Linked DNA regions of Homo sapiens: region 1 is linked to region 2. Evidence: read pairs that join two places in POLR2A ChIA-PET (ENCODE). Cell type or tissue: Panc1. All regions are shown on one strand. Each heading gives the region's core, and the rest is flanking DNA. Links, peaks and the distances in the headings are about the cores only. Region 1 holds the start of LOC105374966 (a long non-coding RNA gene). Region 2 overlaps CDKAL1 (CDKAL1 threonylcarbamoyladenosine tRNA methylthiotransferase).

What was found. Peaks named below come from ENCODE experiments on the same cell type or tissue, not always from the same donor. Only the 100,000 strongest peaks of a DNase experiment are listed, where the experiment ranks them.
Region 1: POLR2A ChIA-PET joins it to region 2 with 12 read pairs; 6 of 35 experiments call an interaction of 5 or more read pairs at or near these places.

The regions. Positions count from the first base shown.
Region 1 is chr6:21,136,867-21,147,374 of GRCh38, forward strand. All of the region lies in intron 13 of CDKAL1 (CDKAL1 threonylcarbamoyladenosine tRNA methylthiotransferase), which reads left to right. LOC105374966 (a long non-coding RNA gene) reads right to left here and starts at 4,069. Exons shown (of 3, transcript XR_926569.4): 1 at 3,986-4,069; 2 at 2,841-2,981; 3 at 1-2,110. In Panc1, for the core only: no CTCF peak of the experiment used is centred there; no DNase peak of the experiment used is centred there.
Region 2 is chr6:21,187,681-21,198,188 of GRCh38, forward strand. CDKAL1 (CDKAL1 threonylcarbamoyladenosine tRNA methylthiotransferase) reads left to right here. Exons shown (of 16, transcript NM_017774.3): 14 at 10,341-10,424. Among named protein-coding and RNA genes, the nearest start is that of LINC00581, 320 kb to the right of the region's middle. In Panc1, for the core only: no CTCF peak of the experiment used is centred there; no DNase peak of the experiment used is centred there.

The sequences.
Region 1 (10,508 bases), core at 3,672-8,671, 50 kb before region 2:
TTTCTTTGGACGCCTTCTCAAATTATAAAGGTAACACGGAGGAATTACTTCCTAGCTGTCTCTCCTATACTGCAATAAATTATTGTCCTCTGCTCTTCCCAAAGGCCTCCAAGGTTATTGACAGCCCCGACCAGCGTCTACCATTGCCATCCCCTCGCCCCCACCCCTTACTAAAGTGTCCCACCCCACACCCTTGAATACAGATTAGAATCAAAGAAGGAACTATTGGGAGGAGAAGGGGGTTGGGACGGTCATGCATGATGCAGTTTGTCAGCATTAATGTGAACAAAAGGTCACCAAGACTCATCAGATTGACAACGGAGAAAGAACATCATTCTCTGCTTTTAGAAATTCCTTATTTTATAATTTACCTAGCATGCTGCCAATTATTTAATTTTGAGTTAAAGATATTGTTCTTGGTGAAAAACCTATTTACTTTTAATCATAGTTGATTAACCTGTATATTACTAGTTATGAGTTATTTCACTTATTTACAGTTTGTACTTGACCGTCACCGCCACATGCAGATTTATCATAAAAAGGAAGGAACTATTCTCCTTAATTTATTTTGTTTTTCACAGCCTGTTATGGTTTTTAAAAGGAGATAAGGCATGAAAAAGCCCTGAAACAATGGGCTAAAGTCATCCTCTGAATATGTGAGATATTTTTTATCTTTTCAGAGAATCTTTGTAATTTAGGGACATTTTAAGAAGTAAAACACGTATAGAATGGGATTTTTTTTCTTTTTTTAAAACAATCATTTCATTAGGTTTCTATATTAACGAGTCTATTCACAGGGCAAAATGACAGCATGATAGCTGTTTAAGCTCATTGTTTTCAGATGGCAGAAACACAGAGTAACAAAAGGAAAAGCCTCCAATATAGTTAATATAACCAAATGTTAGAGGAGGTAGGAAGATGCTTGTCAGAATCAAATAACTTATAAGCCATGGTGTCCATATTTTTCCCAGGAGTGGAAAGCCTTAATATCACAGCTATTCAGTTTTTCATTCCACAAACATCCATTGTTTATAAACATTTCTAGAACAACGCTCTGTGTAGCATACGCATATGCCTTGTGCTCAAAGACAGTTTGCCCTTGTTCCTTTTAGTCTCCTTTCAGTTGTATTCTTGCTGTTTTATTCATTTTCCCCCTTTTCCCTTTCACATTAACAAAGTAATTCACTTTCATATGTATTTCTAGAGTTGTATTTTTGTTTCAAATGATGATTACATCCCTCAACCCCAAAATGTCTGGGTAAATAGTTTATGGCCATCTGTATTCTGTCATGCAAAAGAAGATGGTTCTTCCAAATAAATTCAATGACTCAGCCATAATAACCCACATTTGTGTGTGTGTATGTGTGTGTCTGTGTGTGTGTGTGTGTGTATGCTGTATGTGTGTGGGGGGAACTATCATTTTATAATTTCAACCACAGACAACCATAACCCAGAGCTTTTTAAATGCCCATCCTTTCACAAACATAATTTTATTTCTAACATTTTTGTAATCCAAATGTGCTAAAACATCTAGGCAGCATGCTGTATATCAGAAAGAGTAAGTGCTTTGCAGCCAAGTGAACCTGGCTTGGAAAATGCTTTCTCTCATTGACTAGCTGTGAAACTTTGGGCACGTTTCCTAATCTATCTGACCCTCACATTTGTCATCTGTGAAACAGGGAAAATAGTATCTATTCTGTGAGAAATACAACTCTGAAAACAACTGATTCATAGTCAGTACTCATAAAATCTCTTGCCTATTTCCTTTCCCTTTCTTCTAAATAATTTCTTGGATAATATGTTCAGTAGTCTAGACACTTGGAAATGCTGAATTATTAAATATTTTCATGTTTCATTTCTCACATCTTTCAATGGCAATTGAAAAAAAAATACATTACCATAAGACTTAAGCACCCGGACATAAGCATGGATGAGCTCAGTCAGGCCCATCTGTATACATGAGGTCAAAGTCAGGTCCCACCCCGGAGAACACTGTAAAGTCCAGTTTGTCTCCTCCGGCAGCAAGCTTCTCCTTTCTCCTTCTGTGTGCCCTTCTTGCTGCTTATGGACTCGGCGACCTCGCACTGTCTCCAGTCATGCACAGTCAAGCCTGCTTTCAAGAGAGAATGTGAGAGGCACGTCCATTACAAGATATACATTATTGAAAAGGGTCAATAGGAGAGTCTCCCTGGCTATTTTCATTTTAGCAGAAGAGTTGGGATTTAAGCCAAAGTATTAGCTACTAATTGTTGATTCTCATGTGTTAGTGAACCTTTCTGTTTTCCAGCAGACTTTCTGGAACATGTCAATTATGATGTCCCTGAATATTATTTTTAATTGGCTCTTTCACCTTTAAGTGGCTACTTTTGATGACTTCTGACCCACAAAGAGATCCACAAATCACTGGAAACTGTTCCCTTCTGGCAGAAACCCATTTCACTTGTGACCAAGTCATCCAGTAAAATGCACAATGTCATCAAGGAAGGGAATTGGGAACAGAACAGAGGATGTTACTTACAGCAGAACTACTAGCTACAGTTATTCCTGGTCATCAACATGTCCCAGGAAAGACTTAAAGAGCAAGAAAAGGTAGAGAAAAATAACTTCTACCTTTAGTGCAAAATCAGTTTTACTGTGCCTTTCCTTTCTTGCCTTTTTTTCCCCTTGAAACAGGGTCTCTGTCTCTCAGGCTGGAGTGCAGTAGTGTGAACGTGGCTCAGTGCAGCCTCAACCTCCCAGGGTCAAATGATCCTCCCACCTCAACCTCCCGAGTAGCTAGGACTACAGGCACGCACCACCGTGTAACTAATTTTTAATTTTTTGTAGAGATGGGGTCTCACTGTGTTGCCCAGGCTGGTCTCAAACTCCTGGACTCAAGCAGTCCTCCGGCCTCAGCCCCGCAAAGTGCTGGGATTACAAATGTAAGCCACTGCTCCCAGCCTCCTGTGCCTTTCTTTAAAGTCTTTACTTTTAGAAAATATCTGAAAGCAAATGAAAATCTCATTAATAATGAAGATAATGTATTACAAACAAAAATACCTTTTTTTCCCCTCAGGTAAATTACAAGGGTATTTTCTTCACAATCCCTAATAAGGGAAAGACTGCAAAAACGCACAGATAATTGTTGATAATCTCAGCTTTCTGCTGACTTTTTGCTTCTTTCTTTGTTGTACTGTTCTGATAGAGGATTTGGGTAGATACAGAAGATCAAGGAGGAGGAATATAGAGGAATTCACTTAATTGCTAAATGTTCCCATGAAACATGAATGATACACTGTCAAACACTGGATTATATACTGCCTTGGTGTGTTCACTTAATTATATCTTAGCAACTAGACTGTACATTTCTCAAGGGTAAGGACTATGTCTTATGTCTTTGAACACCCTTAAAGGAACCTAGGCTAGTAGTTGACATTGAATAGTTTCTAAGTAAACTCTTGCCGACTGGAATTGTATTTACGGCAAAGCTACTTGCAAATTACTTGCATTGAGACCAAATGTAAACACTAGAGGAGCCAGACATGGTTTTCTTTGGACACATCTTGGACGTGCCTGATGTCCTCCCCACCTGCCTTGGGCATCCCTTTATGATAAAACTTTAATTCAGTCAAACTGGTATCACTGCATGTTTTTAAGAGACTTGCCCACTTTCTGACCAAATTATCCATCTACCCAAGGTTCTCAGTCAGGGTCGGTGTCACTCTATCAAGGGGCTATATGGAAATAGGGAGGGTTTGGTCGTTGCTAGTGGTGCTACTGGCATTACGCTCCCAGGGGCCGGAGATGCTAAACATGCTAAATGTTGCACAGCACAGTCTGTCACAGCAAAGCACTGTTGTGCTCACAGTACCGCTAGCGCTCAGCATTAAAAAACACTGGGTTCCTTAAAAACTTGTCCTGCTTGCTATGTGTATTAGTCCGTTTTCAGGCTGCTGATAAAGACATACCCGAGACTGGGAAGAAAAAGAGGTTTAATTGGACTTACAGTTCCACATGGCTGGGGAGGCCTCCGAATCATGGCGGGAGGCAAAAGGCACTTCTTACATGGCGGCGCCAGGAGAAAATGAGGAGAGAAGCAAAAGCGGAAACCCCTGATAAACCCATCAGATCTCATGAGACTTATTCACTATCACGAGAATAGCACGGGAAAGACCAGCACGGGACCCATCACCTCCCCCTGGGTCCCTCCCACAACACATGGGAATTCTGGGAGTTACAATTCAAGTTGAGATTTGAATGGGGACACAGCCAAACCATATCACTACACAAGCCTTATATTTCACCACTCCCCCCTTGCACGCTATATTTAATCCTTACTGAGCTACTTCGTTCTGGATCATGCCAAGCTCTGTCTACTTCTACATCTTTGCAGATTTTATTTCTTAGGCTCCTGACCTACTTTCTCTTCTAGCAAATGTTTTTTAATCCTTCAGGACTCACTCAGCCCAGGCACCTCCACGAAGCCTTTGCTTCTTACAAACCCAGCCTGGAATATGTGGCATCTTTACGTGCCTTCAAAGCACTCTGTGCTTCCCTCTGCCAGGACATTTGTCCCAGTGAATTATGGTTATTTACTTTCATGTCCTCCCACTAGACTAAAACCTACTTAAGAATAAGGTGTATGTCCCCGCGATTCACTCAGTGCCTGACACATAGTGGGTACTTAATAATTTTTGAATGAATGACTCAATCCATGACATTGTCAGGCAGGAATTAGTTCATTTGGCAGATATTCACTGTGTATTCCTCATAACTTTATGCCAAGGAAGAGTCTTGGCATGAAGCAACACTGGCATTATGGATGGGGAAGAAACCTTAGGAGTGAAGTAGGAAGAAGGGGTAGAGAAATTATCCACATAAAAGGGTTAGCTCAGGCTTTATTCGCTCAGTAGCCCTTAAGACTGTGAATGGGATATGTAGTAGGAGGGACCCAGCCAACACTGTTCAAAGTTTGGAGCTTGGACCCAGCCAGTCCACAAACATATTGACCCAAAATGAGGTAACTACAGAAGTTGGAGTAAGCATTTAGGAATTTGACAGAATAATTTTGTGTCTCTTAAATCTTATACTGAAAACATTGGTGCTTGTCTTTAATGCCATTTTTTCTAGTCATTAATCTTTATCATATCTTATAAATCAATTGGTTCCTGGTGGATCCAAAATTTTTTTTTCCAAAAAAAAGAAGGAAGGAAAAACATTTAAATAGCTGGTCCTCAGTAGTGTGCACCAGACTGGTCTAGGTGTTCCCAGCAATGACTGTGTTTTGTACCAGATTCCAAGTTAGATGCCAAAGAATCAGAAATTTGCTGCCAGTTCCTTCCTTCCTTTTCTCCCCTCTTGGCAAGAGAATGGCTTACTTGAGATAGAGGCAAGCAGGTAGAACAGGGTCCTCTCTGAGTACCTAGTGTTCTAGGTAAGGCAATAGTACTTAGCCAGAGCTGCCATATGAAAAAAAAAAAAAAAAATCTGCTCATCTGGATCAAGCCAGTCTGGCAGGAGACTGGGACACCATAGAATCTGGGGTGCCCAGTTTTTACCCAAACAGTAGAGTTTATGGTAACATAACTAAGGCTAGCACCTACCTCCTGGTGGACTGGTGGCCACCAATGTACCCTCCATTCTGATGATGATGAGCTCAAGAACTAAATGAGACTGGCTGGATTCATAGGATAAGGACCCTCATTGGCAGCAACTCAGCAGGTTATGGGAGGCAGTGGCCAACATGCCTAGGATAAGAGGAGCATAGTGCCAGGTATTATGAAGATTCAGACATGAGCAGTGTTGTTGACAATTTGAACCAAAAGCATGGACCAAAGTACGAATAGAATGCTTTAGGAGAAAAAGAGAAGTACAAAATGTAATACTGCAGCCTTAAAGAGTAAATATGAACTAGTTTGTGTGCAAATTCAAGCAAGGCAACGTTACTTTTACAACATTATTGGAAGAAGTTGAAGATGGTAATGGTAGTGGTACATTTATTGACTGTTAAGTAAGAAGCAGTATGACCCTCATAAAGATTGTTTATGTGTAGCAGGGTTGAAGTGCCATGTGATAAAACTCATAAGCTTTACTTACAAGAGTTCTAACTAGTGTAGAAAAAAATCCTGCCAGACAGCGTGTCTGCTTTGTTTGGAATAGAAGCATAAATATCTAATTTGCCTTGTTACAGAGAAAAATGCATGATCTATGCAGCATGTAGCCAAATAATCATTCTATCAGGCTCAAAATGTAGGGAACGTAGTTAATTTGCTTCTTTGCCCTAATCCTTCTCTCTGAATTTGTACTTCATTTAGTCATATTTCACCTCTTAGAAGCTAAAAACACAATTTTGCCAGAAGATCAAAAATAAAAGCAGCAATAGCATAAGTCAGTATACCCTAAATTAGGAAAGTTAGAAACACACACAGTAACAAATCTCTCAAAGTTTGTTTTTCTCTCAACGTTTCTCTAGTCTGTAGGTTTTTTTTCTTTTCCATGTAAGTGTTGTGTCATGAAAGCAAGTGTATCTCAGGAGTGTAAGGTAGGACCCTATAAACCTTTAATATTAGCATTTCATCACAAAAGTTCCTTTGTTAATTTTTCTGTTGAAGAAAAATGAGGGTGACTAGCAGCCTTAGACAAAAGCTTAGTTTTTGTTTTCAAACAAAATTGACTTGATGTGGTTTGGGTTAGAAATTGATATTTTATTTTCTTAATTTGTCAGGCTTTTATTTTTTAGGTGGTGCCTTGCCTGTGTTAGATGTTTCAGTTTCCTAGTGTGTTTGTAACACCCAAAAGCAAATGAATTTTTATGAAACCATAAAAATGATCAACTATACCCTCTTATATAGCATGTTCATGTGCAGCATAATTGTTTAATGCTGTTTTCTTTCCACATTAAGTCAACCTGAAAGATTATTGATTGTCACAAACTCTGTTTCTTCATGCCAGAATTCTCCAGACCTGTGTCTCAAGGGACCCTAGTCGGGAGGGTAATTGTTGCTGCTCTCTGTTGAATACCCGGTGACAGCCTGTCTGGATCGACTCAGGTTCTGGAATGGTGCATCTCACGATACTGAGTAGCCTGCCATTCTGCTGTAAAGTGGGAGTAGCCCCTCATTTATGGCTAAGGGAAGAGAGAGTTGGATGGTAAAAAAAAAACAGCACAATTTTAGTAGGTATGTTATATTCAGAAAAGACTGAGATACCATTCCATGTGAAGTTTTAAATTTTGCCTTATTTATAGATATGTGCCCAAATCATCATGTTAGTTACTTTCATTTGTGTAGTACTTTCTACAAAGTACTTTACCTATGAATCATCTCACCACCTAGCCAAATAACTCTCAAACAAGTTATTTGACTTCTTTGGTCCTCAGTTTTCTGATCTGTGAAAGTGGCATAAAATTACACTGCATCCTATTAGCCAGCCTCACAGAGTTGTGAAGGTCAAATGCAATAGAGCTTAGACATGCAAATGTTATATTCCCTGCAGCAGAGTAAAGTCACATAAATGAACAACTGTTTTTAAAGCAACTATTGAATGCTAAATACTGTGCTGTGGTCAGCGGAGTGCAGTTTCATATACTGGGAATGGATTCTGGCATTCCTGTGACATTTTATACTGAATCACCTGTTGGTCCTTAAAAACTGAAGATAGGCCAGGCATGGTGGCCCACGTATGTAATCCTAGCACTTTGGAGGCCAAAGTGGGCAGATTGCTTGAGACCAGGAGTTAGAGATCAGCCTGGGAAACATGGTGAAACCCCATCTCTACAAAAAATACCAAAAAAAAAAAAAAAAGAATTAGCTGGGTGTGGTGGCATGTACCTATAGTCCCAGCTACCTGGGAGGCTCAGGTAGGAGGATCACCTGAGCCCAGGAGGTGGAGGCTGCAGTGAGCCATGATCATTATGCCTTTGCACTCCAGCCTGGGTGACACAGTGAGACTGACCTTGTCTCCAAAAAGAAAACACAAACAAACAAATAAAAAAGATGAGAACAGGTAAATTGAGTGTGGGGTGAGGAGGGAGATAAGGGATGTGCCCTAGCTTTACATATTTTCTAAGATTTTCTGCTTGAAGTATTCTTATTTGCTTTAAATCTGAGATTTACAAAAAGTGATTTCAACCTCATGACGTGTCCAGAATAAGTTCTGCTTTGCTAGGCTTGAGCCCTAGGTGGTCATGTCCCCTTAGGCTGCCCAGAGCCTTCAGGATTGTAATGTCTTACACATGTTTCTAGGAGGGCTGCAGAGCTGGGTGGCATGGAGCTCATTTGCATGCACTTGATTCACAGCCTTTATTTCCAGGCAGTCACGTTTTCCTTCTCAGAACAATGTCCTAACTGTTGAAAGTGTGCAGATTTTCATGTTTGTTCTCAATGATGAAGAGCAGAAAGTCTATAAAAATGTTAAATTATGGTAATAAAGTAAATGTCTTCATTTGCTGAGCTGATCTTTTCACATTTAGAATAAATATCTCCTTTGTAGTAACTCCTTAGAAAAATTCCAAAAGCTTTGTAACAGTATTATGAGAAAAGATTTTTTTCCCCTCCTCCTGTGAAACTGGTTAGCAACATCCCAGAAAACTAGAATTCTCTAGTAACCCCTAGGTCAAGTGCCCATCTTCACACACATCTCTTTTATTCCACCTCACTTGTGAAGGATCAGCTTATTCCTAATTCCTAGCTGCTTTTTAGGGGACCAAGTTAATGTCAACAAAGAATGGTAAATCAGATTTGCAATCTGTGATGTTAGGGAATAGAGTGATATCAAGTAATTAGAAAGAATCACACAGATCACTTTAACCACTTCACAGTCCAAAGAAGCAAAGTCTCTGTCTAAAATTGCACGGCTGCCAACCTGGATAACGTAGCAGGATCCCATCTCTACAAAATATCAAAAATTCACCGGGCCTGGTGGCATACACTTGTAGTCCCAGCTACTCAGGAGGCAGACATGGCAGTATCACTTGAACCCAAGAGTTCAAGGCTGCAGCAAACTATGATCACGCCACTGCATTCAGCCTGGGCTGCAGAGTGAGACCCTGCCTCAAAAATAAAATAAAATTACATGGCTGGTTTATGGCTGATTCCATAGTTCAGTACTGTTGACAATAGGCAACACAAAGAGTGGTATTTCCTAAAGGTTCTAGTGGACTAGAATGTAACATTTTTTAATAAAATTAATTCATGTGAAAACTGGCTTGGAGATTGTACCCTTCTAAACTGCTAATATCCAATGTTACATCCTCCTCCTCTCCTTAATGGGTCTGGACTGCATGCACTACAGTTGCCCAGTAAAATAAAACATCGTCAAATACTGCATTAGGTATCAGGGACCAGGCATTTGTCTGAGCTCCAACACGTGCTTTCTGGGTCTTGGATTTTTCTCTGCTCTTAAATTAGAATGATTAATTTAATCATTAAATTAGATGGCTGACATGAACGACTAATGTCTTCGTGGAGTACCATTCTTCATAAAAATTGACCAAAAAAAATCACAGTTCACGTCCCAGAGCCCAGGAGGAAAGGGTGTTTTTGATTTCTGACCCTAACCTTTCTAATCTATCCTTCAAATTCAGGTAGGTTCGGCTCAGAATAAAGGTGGAAAGAGCCAATTGGACCTTAAGGTTAAACATTGGAGAGAGGAGGAAAACTCTTTTTGACAGCCTCTAGTGTTATTTGTGGGATAGACTGGTCCCTCTAAGATACTCTTAAATTTGGCCCGGCGTGGTGGCTCACGCCTGTAATCCCAGCACTTTCGGAGGCCGAGACGGGCGGATCACAAGGTCAGGAGATCGAGAGCATCCTGGCTAACATGGTGAAACCCCATCTCTACTAAAAATACAAAAAAATCAGCTGGGCGTGGTGGTGGGCACCTGTAGTCCCAGCTACTTGGGAGGCTGAGGCAGGAGAATGGCATGAACCCAGGAGGCAGAGCTTGCAGTGAGCCAAGATCTCGCCACTGCACTCCAGCCTGGGCGACAGAGCGAGACTCCGTCTCAAAAAAAAAAAAAAAAAAAAAAGATACTCTTGAGTTTACCTTTCTATCCAAGATTTCTTTGGTTCTATAATCAAAATAAAGCTTCTGTTTTCCCCTATAGTTTTCCTGTCTGATTCAGATCCAAGTCTACATTTTTGGAAGCCTGCACGTGTCCATGGTCCATCAGCAATAATGTTTATGGACGCCACGACCAAAGGCTTCTTCAGCAAGCACAGGCAGGGGATTGACTGGTGGGGGGGAAGTGAATACCTAGAACCTACGGTCCAACAGGTAGTCTTTTGCTGTGCAAGCATCACCAAGTCCAGGCAAGGACCATTTCGAGTTTTTAATACATAAGGTCATTTTTTTCCCCCAATGTTTCTGGATAAATAAAAAAGATAATTTTATTTAGTATAAAGAATGCTCAACCAGATAAAAACCTGGAAAGCTTGAGTCCACAACTTTATTAGTATGTTGCTTTTTACTTTTAAAAATGGTTTTAATATTTGATCATCCAAAACGTAACACCCGAGTAACTAACTTCC
Region 2 (10,508 bases), core at 2,468-7,467:
TTGGCAAGTAGTTACTGCAGATTACTAGATTACATAAACAATCTCTCTCTCCAATGCTTTTGCTTTTGCTTTTCTCTTTTTTTAAATTTGGCTTACTTTTTGTGTCGTCAGTGAAACAAAACTTCTACAAGCACCTTCCAAGAAAGTGACCTATTAAATGTTATCACTGGTCACTTATGTACCTTTTGGGGATGGGGAATGTATGAAAAAAATTTTTTCCCAGAAGCACAGCCCAGTTTCATACATATTTTTGCCCATTTGTGAAAAAAAAGGACATTTCCTTATTTTAGTGTTTATTCGTTGAAAATTAAGTGAAACTTTTTTCACATATGTGCTGTATGTAGATAATTTAGATTTTTGGTTTTGAATTGCTTTTTTAGCAGTTTGTTTTTCTGTTGGGAACATTTATTGTTTTCTTACTGTTTTGTAAAGGCTCTTCATATTATATAACCTATAACATGTCATTAGTATATATGTCATACTTGCAATTTTTTTCTATTTGCTTTTTGACTTTGTTTATGACAATCTTAATATACTTTTTTTAATCAGTAGTTAAAAACTTCTCATTTATGGCAACATAGCATTATGTTAAAAATGTTTCATCAACACGTTACATGTCTAATAATTTATATTTCCTCCAAGTATTTTGTGGCTTCTTCTTTTTCATCTTTTCAACTGACAAATAAAATTGTATCTATTTAAGATGCACAACCTACTTTTATGAGTAGGTCCCTTTCTGAGAATCTGCTCTCAAAGAAGACTGGCCTAGACTTGCCAAGTAATGGCTGAGAGAGACCAGTGGGAATAGATCAAGAGGGTGGAAGTGAACGGAAATTCTGTTCAATTTTTAGGTTTGCGCTTTTCATAAAAAAGTTCTACACTTATATCCAGTGTTGGCTCCATGGGCCCTTTCCATGAATCAGATCTCATGGATAGATCTTACTGGCAGTATCTGGCCATAGAACTTCAGTTTTCAATATTGAGCACTTTCCCAGGCTGCCTGGGCATGACAGAGCTTGCCCAGTGTGGGGAAAAACAGACCTGATGTACTTTGTGCCGGCTCTGTGATAGGAGGGTCAACTTGTTTGGGTTTGTTGAGAGGGTAGATTTCATGTTATATGTTCTTACCACAATTTTTTTTTTTAATTCCACAAAAAGCTTTATAGGCAATACCTTTGAATGCTCTAGAATACTCAGAATGTACAGGCAGGTGGTTAAAATGCAGCTGCTTTTTGAACTGGCAGTTTAGGTAGCACTAGATTTGGATCCCTGACGCCAGGCAGGAAGGCATCAGTGTGGCATTTCCTGTGTAACTATTTGCTCTTACTATTGGCTCTCGATCAGCAGATGAAAATAGCTTTGTTACTAAGAATGGGATTTTGCCCCCAGCTGGGAAGAGACTACCTCGGATTGTCTTCCTCTTACTGGGGTAGACACGGCTAGAAGAAAACCAACCAGCGTGAAGAAAAGCACAAGGAGATTCTTGTTAGAAGAAACTTCATGGTCTGATTCAGTAGAACTGCCTCGGGCCTGGTCTTTGTATCTTGTATCACTGCACAAAGAAGGGAAGAATAACTTTTGAAAAGCCAAATTGTTTTACAATTTTTCTTTCTACTTAGGTTATTTCTGAAATGCAAAGAAAGAAGAAATAAAGCTACTAAGATACTCATGGCAATTAATAGATAAGCATATATACTTAAAAATATGGCTACTCCACTTCAAAGGAACATTCTTCCCCTTTTGAGTACATTTATATCTATTAATAAGTGTATCTAAAGAATTTTTTTTCCACAGAGGACAATGTTTTCAAATAATCTAATGAATGCCTTTTTTTGTCATTGTTTAAGAATCAGTTAACCAGTCTAGCGCTTTGAGAATAAACTGTCCAACATCTTCTCTTAAGAACCCTTAAGTAGACCAACAAATTGATGGCTAGCATTTTGAATACGATGGACTTAAAGGCTCATTACTTGTTTTCTATGCTATCATCATTTTTGACACACATTCTTGTGTCATGGCCCTATTTCATTATAGAATGGCATTGTGGAGTAAGGATGATATTAAATTTTAATGTTATTGCTATTATTACTGTTGACCGTTTTTAGCATAAGTATGCCTGGTTCTTTAATTCCAGCTTCTGCAGGGCCAGAAAATAGAAGTGAGCATAAACAGTCAGGAAAATTACTGTATACCCAGGAGACCCAGCATCGCGTGCTCTGCCTGTTGTGAATGAGGAATCAAAATGGAAAGGTTATCATTTTCATTAGCTAGGAAAGAACAAGACCATACTTTTCTCCAAGTGTAATTACAGCGGTTCACTGGCAACATTACACTGCAGTAATTAGTCTAAAGGTGTATGTGAGGGCAGGCTTTTGCACAGACACTAGAAATATTATTTCAGAGTTGAAGGTCACAGCCTTGTATTTAACATGTTCCAGGCAGCTTAGGGGGGAAAAAAAAAAACTAATTTGACTGGAGCTAAAGAAAGACATTTGACATTTCCCAGAGTCATACATTCAGAAACCAGTCAGGTCGAAAAATTGTATTTTATTTTCTACAATAAAAGGCAAAACTTAGCTGCAGAAATAGCATGTCAGAATATTCTGTAGGATAAGCACAGATAAAATTCAAGTTTATTAGAACCATGATGTAAATGATTACAGGAACTTTTGATATGTGTGGGGTTTTTTTTGTTTTTTTTTTTGAGACGGAGTCTCATTCTTGTCGCCCAGGCTGGAGTGCAATGGCGTGATCTCAGCTCACTGCACCATCTGCCTCCCAGGTTCAAGCGATTCTCCTGCCTCAGCCTCCCGAGTAGCTGGGATTACAGGCATCTGCCACCGCACCTGGCTAATTTTTGTATTTTTGTAGAGATGGAGTTTCATCATGTTGGCTAAGCTGGTCTTGAACTCCTGACCTCAGGTGATCCACCCGCCTCGGCCTCCCAAAGTTCTGGGATTACAGGCGTGAGCCGCTGCGCCCGGGCTGATATGTGTTTTAATCTTTGCCTTAGGAAGAGAATGGACAGAAAAAATAATTGTCAGCAGCTCTTAAAGGGAAACAAAATAGTTTCTTTCTTCCTTAACACCATTTTCAAGAAACAAATGTCTATCTTACACAGGTCCATATATCTACGTCCTTTGTGAATTTTTTGTTACTCTATTTAAATAGTAATATTGAAATCTTTTTGTAACTCAGCATCTCAGAATAGAAATTGATTGACATTATTTTCCAAAGCCACGTCAGGCTTTCTGTTTAAGTAAAGTGAAAGTAAGAAGAAAAAAAAGTTATAAAGAGAAGAGCAACTTTACATACAGTTTATGTTTAAAGCCATATATGAGTTTAAGAGAAACCTTTTGCTTTTTCTAGTCCAAAGAATACTTTTGCAAGCAACATTTCTTACTGAGTTAAAAGTATTAGCCCAAATACCCTGATGTCTTTGTTTAATTTGAGTAATGTCTGCGTTTCTTCACACAATTCTGTTTCTCTCTTTATATCCTTATATAGCCTTGTAGAATATTGTTTGTTTCAGGGCAAATGATGACTTAGAGTGTACTTGAGGACCATTCATTCAGCAACCAAATTCTGTTGGAAACCACTGCTTTTTAAATGCAAGTGTGTGTTTTATCTGCACTCTCTGGCCATATGGTTAGAACTGATGTTTTTCACAACTTCAGGCACTTGGGAAATTTAAGCATAGATGTGACACAAATGACACAGCTAGCTGATTATGTAACTTACTGAAAAATCTACCCCAAAATTGAATTTAAAAACATTGCTATTTGTTTGTCACAGACGTTTCTCTGCTCAAGGAAAAGTCATACACTGCAGAATTAGATCCGTGATGTTGTAAGTTTTCCACAGCTAGCAATTAAATAGGAAGCATTGAGTAGTGGGAAGAGTTCAAAGACTTCCCTTTCTTCTGCCACTGCCACTGCCACTGAGCAAATCACCCATCTTGCCAGACCTTAGTTCTCTCCCTGTGAAATCAGAGAGATTGCTAAGCTCCCTCCAACATCTTACTTTCTTTGTCTGTCTAGGGGAATACTGCTTTTATTTTCTGCCTTTGTGGTTTTCATTAAAAAAAAAAAAAAAAGTATAAGAGCTTTTCTCATATCTTTTCAACAAGGCCTAGAAAATTGTAGCACACTCATTCTTTCACAGCTGGGGGCCGTGTTTCCCAGCAGCCCTGAGAGGTCAGCAGTAATGCAGGGTCTTGTAGAGACGTTTCCTGCGCCTTCCTTCACTTTAGTGACCGAGTCAGAGAAAGCAAGGGATAGTTTTACAGGAATATTTTTATAATTCATTTTTCTTTTTTTTTTTTTTTTTTTTTTTTTTTTTTTTTTTTTTTTGAGACGGAGTCTCGCTCTGTCGCCCAGGCCGGACTGCGGACTGCAGTGGCGCAATCTCGGCTCACTGCAAGCTCCGCTTCCCGGGTTCACGCCATTCTCCTGCCTCAGCCTCCCGAGTAGCTGGGACTACAGGCGCCCACCACCGCGCCCGGCTAATTTTTTGTATTTTTAGTAGAGACGGGGTTTCACCTTGTTAGCCAGGATGGTCTCGATCTCCTGACCTCATGATCCACCCGCCTCGGCCTCCCAAAGTGCTGGGATTACAGGCGTGAGCCACCGCGCCCGGCCATAATTCATTTTTCATAAAATATCTTTAAATAACGTTAAAATGATGAAATGAAGTTCTGTACATCCTAGGAAAAAATTACTTTCTCTACTTACATTTGATGAATAAATTGTAAAGTATGCCTAGCTTGTTAAAGCAGGTGCCAGAACCAACAGCCACTTTCAAAAGTCCATAGAACTGAATTCAGTAAAGGAATAAGCTCTGAAGGTAAGAATTGTCCCTTACTTCAGAGAGCTACAATCAAGTTACTACAATCAGTTACTTTCCTGACAGATCTCTTAAAAGGCAAAGCTTTGTAAATGGAAACTGAGTTTCCCTTGGAAATACTATAGCATTTGTATTCTCAACAGAAGCTTTTAACCTCTAGCATGTTACAGAAATTAAATAAACATCATTTTATTTAACCAGCCATAAACTATATGCCTATAAACAAATCAGAAGGAAAAGGACATCTTTCTTAGGATTACAAGAAAATACTTTGTTGAGAGTTCCTTTTTTTTTTTTTTTTTTTTTAGAGATAGGATCTTTCTCTGTCTCCCAGGCTAGAATGCAGCTGTGCAATCATAGCTCACTGCAACCTTGAACTCTTGGACTCTCAAGCAATCCTCCTGCCTTAGTGTTCCAAGTAGCTGGGACTACAGGTGTGCGCCACCACACCCTGCTAATTTTTTTTATTTTTTTGTAGAAACGAGGTCTTGCTATGTGGCCCAGGCTAGTCTCTAACTCCTGTCCTCACATGATTCTCCCACCTTGGCCTCCCCGAATGCTGGGATTACAGGTGTGAACCACCACCACACCCAGCCAAGCTTTGTTGAGATTTTGGCAGGCTTCTTTAAGGAAACTTCAAGACACTCAATAGCCTCTTGAGACACCTTGTAATTGTTTCCTGGCAGGTACTGTATTGAAAATCAAGTTGTTGGTTTAAGTACACCAAGAAGGTAGCTGTAATTTGCAGAGGGCTGTAAGCATACATTTACTGTTTAAAAAGAGAGAGAGAGAGAGAGAACAAGAGAGAGACAGGCTTGATTAGAGTACATAATTTCCTTCAGCTAATTCCTATGAAACCTTTGGATGTGCTGATCCGCAGCCTACAGATCTACCTTCAACAATGACTTAAACTTCACAATTGAAAGATCTTTAAATATTGTAATCCACCTCCCCTTCAACAGCCCTACTCTCTTCTCCCTACTTCCGTCCCACTTCTACCAACCTCTCATTTTTAGATGAGGAAAGTGAAGGCCCAAAACATAGTCAGGTCTCTTTCATCTCAAAAATAATCTCACTCAGACCCTGTGTCTTTGTCCCCTACTGACCAATCCATATATGTGGCATCTGTTGATTTCAAAGAACCCTCTTCAGACTTTTTTCCCTTGGGTTCTGCTAGAACTGTGTGCTTCTGCTTCTGACCTTTCATTGTCCATCCATCACTTTCCCCTTTCTTCCTATCCTTGAATGTTACAATTCTCTTGACGCCACCCACCAGACCATTCTTTGGACTTAGAATTTCAGTTGTATCTTAAACATTTCTGCTGAACAATTACATTGTGCTCTGTCTTAGTTCATTTTCTGTTGCTATAACAAAATACCCAAGACTGGATAATTTATAAGGAAAAGAAGTTTATTTGGCTCATGATTCTGGAGGCTGAGAAGTCCAAGATCAGGCAACCCATTTAGTGAGGGCTTCAACTCAGCAGAAAGCAGAAGGGCTTTCAAAGAGACCACACACGAAAGGCAGCCTCACATTATAACACCAGGCTCTCATGTGAACTTACCCATTCCCTCAAGAACTAACTCAGTCCCTGGAGAAAGACATTAACTGATCCTAATGACCTAATCACATCTTAAGGACACTGCCTCCCAACACTGTTACATTGTCAATTAAATTTCAACATGAGTTTTGTCAGGGACAAACCATAGCAGGCTGCCAGTCACACATTTTATGAGAACCATGGTTTTCAACCTCTTCCTTACTTGCAGGATTTTGTCCATTTTTCACAGTGATGTAACCTTTTCCTGTTGGTAGTTTCAGCTGTTAGGCAAGGATCTGTCAGTGACGGTGAGGCAGCCATAGAAGTTTGCTTCTCAGATGAGTGTAGAGTCTCTTTAAGACAAATTCTGATCCCTTCTAGTGGACTACCTCTGCCATTAGCATAATAGATAACTGAGTGGTGTGGTCTTAGAGTCCTGAAGATATCTGTAGCCTTGCCACTTTTCTGCAGATGCCCTGCCTTAGTTCTATGACTAGAACTTCCTTACTCAGATAGCAGAGGCACTGTTTGGATATGGCAAGCCAGGATGATTACTCTCAATTTTGTTATGTGAGGGTCTTTAACCACACACGGCTACCATATGGGGTGGGAGAGACAGCATCTAGAAAGTGTAGGGGAAGTGGCTCATTTTAAAAAGAAATTTGAGGCTTGTATATGTTTCCTTAGCCCACAAGTTCCTTTGCAACCAAGGTGAAGTTGCATCTTCCAGAATGTCATCTGAACTCATTCTTCCATAACTTCAGTGTTGACTTTAATATTATTTGGAATAGTTGTTTCTCTTAAAGGTTGTATTTGATTTTCACTTCAGTGTGACTTCATTCATTAAAAAATATTGAGGGAAGCATTTATTATTTTTTGTTTGTTCATTTGTTGAGATAGGTTCTCACTCTGTTGCCCAGACTGGAGTGCAGTGGCATGATCAAAGCTTACTGCAGCCTCCAACTCCCGGGCTCAAGCAAGTTTTATATATTTATAATATATATGTATGCATATATTTATTTTAAGCAGTGGGGACGGATTGCAGCAGCTTTTGATCAAAGCCCTAGCCTTCCTAGGCTCAGTTTTTTTCCGTATGCTCTGGAGATTTTGTTTAGAGACAGAGTCTCACTCTGTCACCCAGGCTGGAGTGCAGGGGTGCAATCTCATCTCACTGCAACATCTGCCTCCCAGGTTCAAGCAATCCTCCCACCTCAGTCTCCCAAGTAGCTGGGACTACAGGCACATGTCACCATGCCTGGCTAACTTTTGTATTTTTAGTAGAAACAGGGTTTCACCACGTTGGCCAGGCTGGTCTCGAACTCCTGGCCTCAAGTGATCCACCCGCCCTGGCCTCCCAAGGTGCTGGGATTACAGGCATGAGCCATCGTGCCTGGCCTCTGGAGATGTTTTTTTTATTTATTTATTTATTTATTTATTTATTTATTTATTTATTTATTTATTTGAGACAGGGTCTTATTCAGTCACCAATGCTGGAATGCAGTAGAATGATCACAACTCACTGCACCCTCAATCTGCCAGGCCCAAGCAATCCTTCCACTTCAGCCTCTCGTGTAGCTGGGACTATAGGCACACACCACCACACTCGGCTAATTTCTGTATTTTTTATAGAGACGGGGTTTTGCCATGTTACCCAGGCGGTCTCAAACTCCTGGACTCAAGTGATCTGCCCACCTCTGCCTCCCAAAGTGCTGGGATTACAGGCATGAGCCACCGGGCCCGGCCACTCTGGAGATTTTTAAGGGCCTTGCCAATGAGACTGGGGACACAAATAGGATGACTCCTCAGTTGAGGACACAAATAGGATGACTGAAAAGGTGTTTGCCACTATGAATTAGTGCACATTGCGGTTCTCCTGAGTCTCTTTGGCAAATAATAGTTAAATACTCACCTACAAATAGTTCTCTTATGGTTGATTAAAAGCCCAGCTTTCTACTATATAAACATAGCAAGTCTTTTTAACTCTGTATATATTACTGTCATTGTTATCATCTCCAGATGAAATAGAGCAGCCCAAACATGATGGGCCTTACTCTCCACGTTGATTCTAAGAAGAAGAAAGAAGCAGCATAGTTTTCAGTGGCTCTACAATTTCACATTGTTGTTAATTTCCTGAAAACTTGATGTTAAATGAAGTGTAATTGCAGATTTCCTTAAGAACCATTGACAGATACTTATCCTAAGTCATAAGCAACTCACACTGTGAAATGTGTGCAAACATTCTAAGTTTTCTTCTAGAAGAATATACTTCAGTGATACCCAATATTCACCAGCCCTTTTTGATAAACAGAGCCATTGAAGCTCAACATGGAAGTTGGGGGAAATTTCTTTTTTTACACTTGATTTTTTTAAGGGGATTAATGTTGCCAGAACTTCCATTGTTTTTCAGACAGTGAAAAGAGTCTTTAGTAAGTGTCATCTCAGAGACCTTACAACTTTTGGCTAAGAGGGCTATATTTTGAATGAGATAGTAAACTAGATAGTAAATTATGGTGTATTTAGGTACTGGCATTGTATGATAGAGAGGGGAGTTTGATTTGTTTTTTAATTGTTAGGTGGTCTATTTAGTGCAGCTGTGTTTATGTTTCCTTCATGGTAACCGCCTGAACATGGTGACAAGTCCCTACAAATGAGAATAGGAATTTTAAAAAATTATCTTGCCAGTGGGCTTTAATTTGGGGGGGTCATAATTATTAAGTAGCATTGGTAAAAATAATCCCCGGCACAGTCATTCAGTACAGTTGTTTTGCTGTATCAGACATTTTGACAACCTTGTAAAAAGAGTAACTGAGTCCAGGCATGGTGGCTCATGCCTGAAATCCCAGCACTTTGGGATGCCGAGGCAGGCGGATCACCTGAGGTCAGGAGTTCGAGACCAGCCTGGCCAACATGGCAAAACCCCGTCTCTACTAAAAATATAAAAATTAGCCGGGCATAGTGGCGCATGCCTGTAATCCCAGCTACTCGGGAGGCTGAGGCAGAAGAATCGTTTGAACCCGGGAGGCGGAATTTGCAGTGAGCCAAGATCATGCCACTGAACTCTAGCCTGGGTGACAGAGTGAGACTCTGTCTCAAAAAAAAAAAATAATAATAATAATAATACTTGATACCTTAAGTGCTGCATTTCACAGTAGAATAAACTTGGAAATTATAGAATTTCCTTAGAATAGTCACACTTCTTTACCCATTGTTTTGGCTGATTTACTTCTTTGCTATTAAAAATGGGTGCCTAGATCATAATGTACATCAATTCTGTGGAAAATTAGCAATTCCATGTTTTTGCTGTCTTTCTCTTTAAAAAATAATAAATGAACATGGGGTCATGACTGCAGCAAAGAGACAGTTGCCTGTGACAGAGAAAATGTATATAATAAGTAAATAGCTCTGTGAATTACTCAGTACTTTCAGAATTGTATGTAAGATATGAAATGTGGAGGTGCAAGGTCCTAATGACTAGTTTTCCGAGGCATTTTCTTTAGTGTTACATCCCTCATAACTCAAATGAATGTTTATTACTATTCTTTCATATTGCCAAAATATTTTCATGAATTTGGATTAGAAGCAGCTTGTTCTGGCTTGTTTTGCAACTTTGTTTCAGGAAACAAAGTGATATTTAGAAGATTTTTGTATGTCATAGAAGCTTTAATTATCTTACTTATGTTGAAGGAGATCAAATTCTGTTTCAGAGTTATGTAAGAAAATAAGAGTTTATACTATGCTAATTTTATGTTGCCAGATAATTAATGTCTTTCAAAAAATTTGAATCCGTGATTTGAACAGGGTTCGCTGTTAAATAACCAGCAATGTAGAGTCTACTTTAAATTCAAGAAGACGCTACTTGGTCCAGACCTACCTGGGCTAGCCTTTATTTTTATTTTTGGATTCACAGGTGTTTACCCTTATCTTTCCTTTCTTTCCCTCCCCTTCTCTCCACAGATTGGTGAAAGACAACAAGTGTTAGTAACAGAAGAATCTTTTGATTCCAAGTTTTATGTTGCACACAATCAATTCTATGAGCAGGTAAGAGGCACTTCAGTATTCTTGAGTTTTCTCCAAAGTGAGAAAGAGTTCTGAAAGTTTAAGCAAAGGGCATTTAAAGGGGAG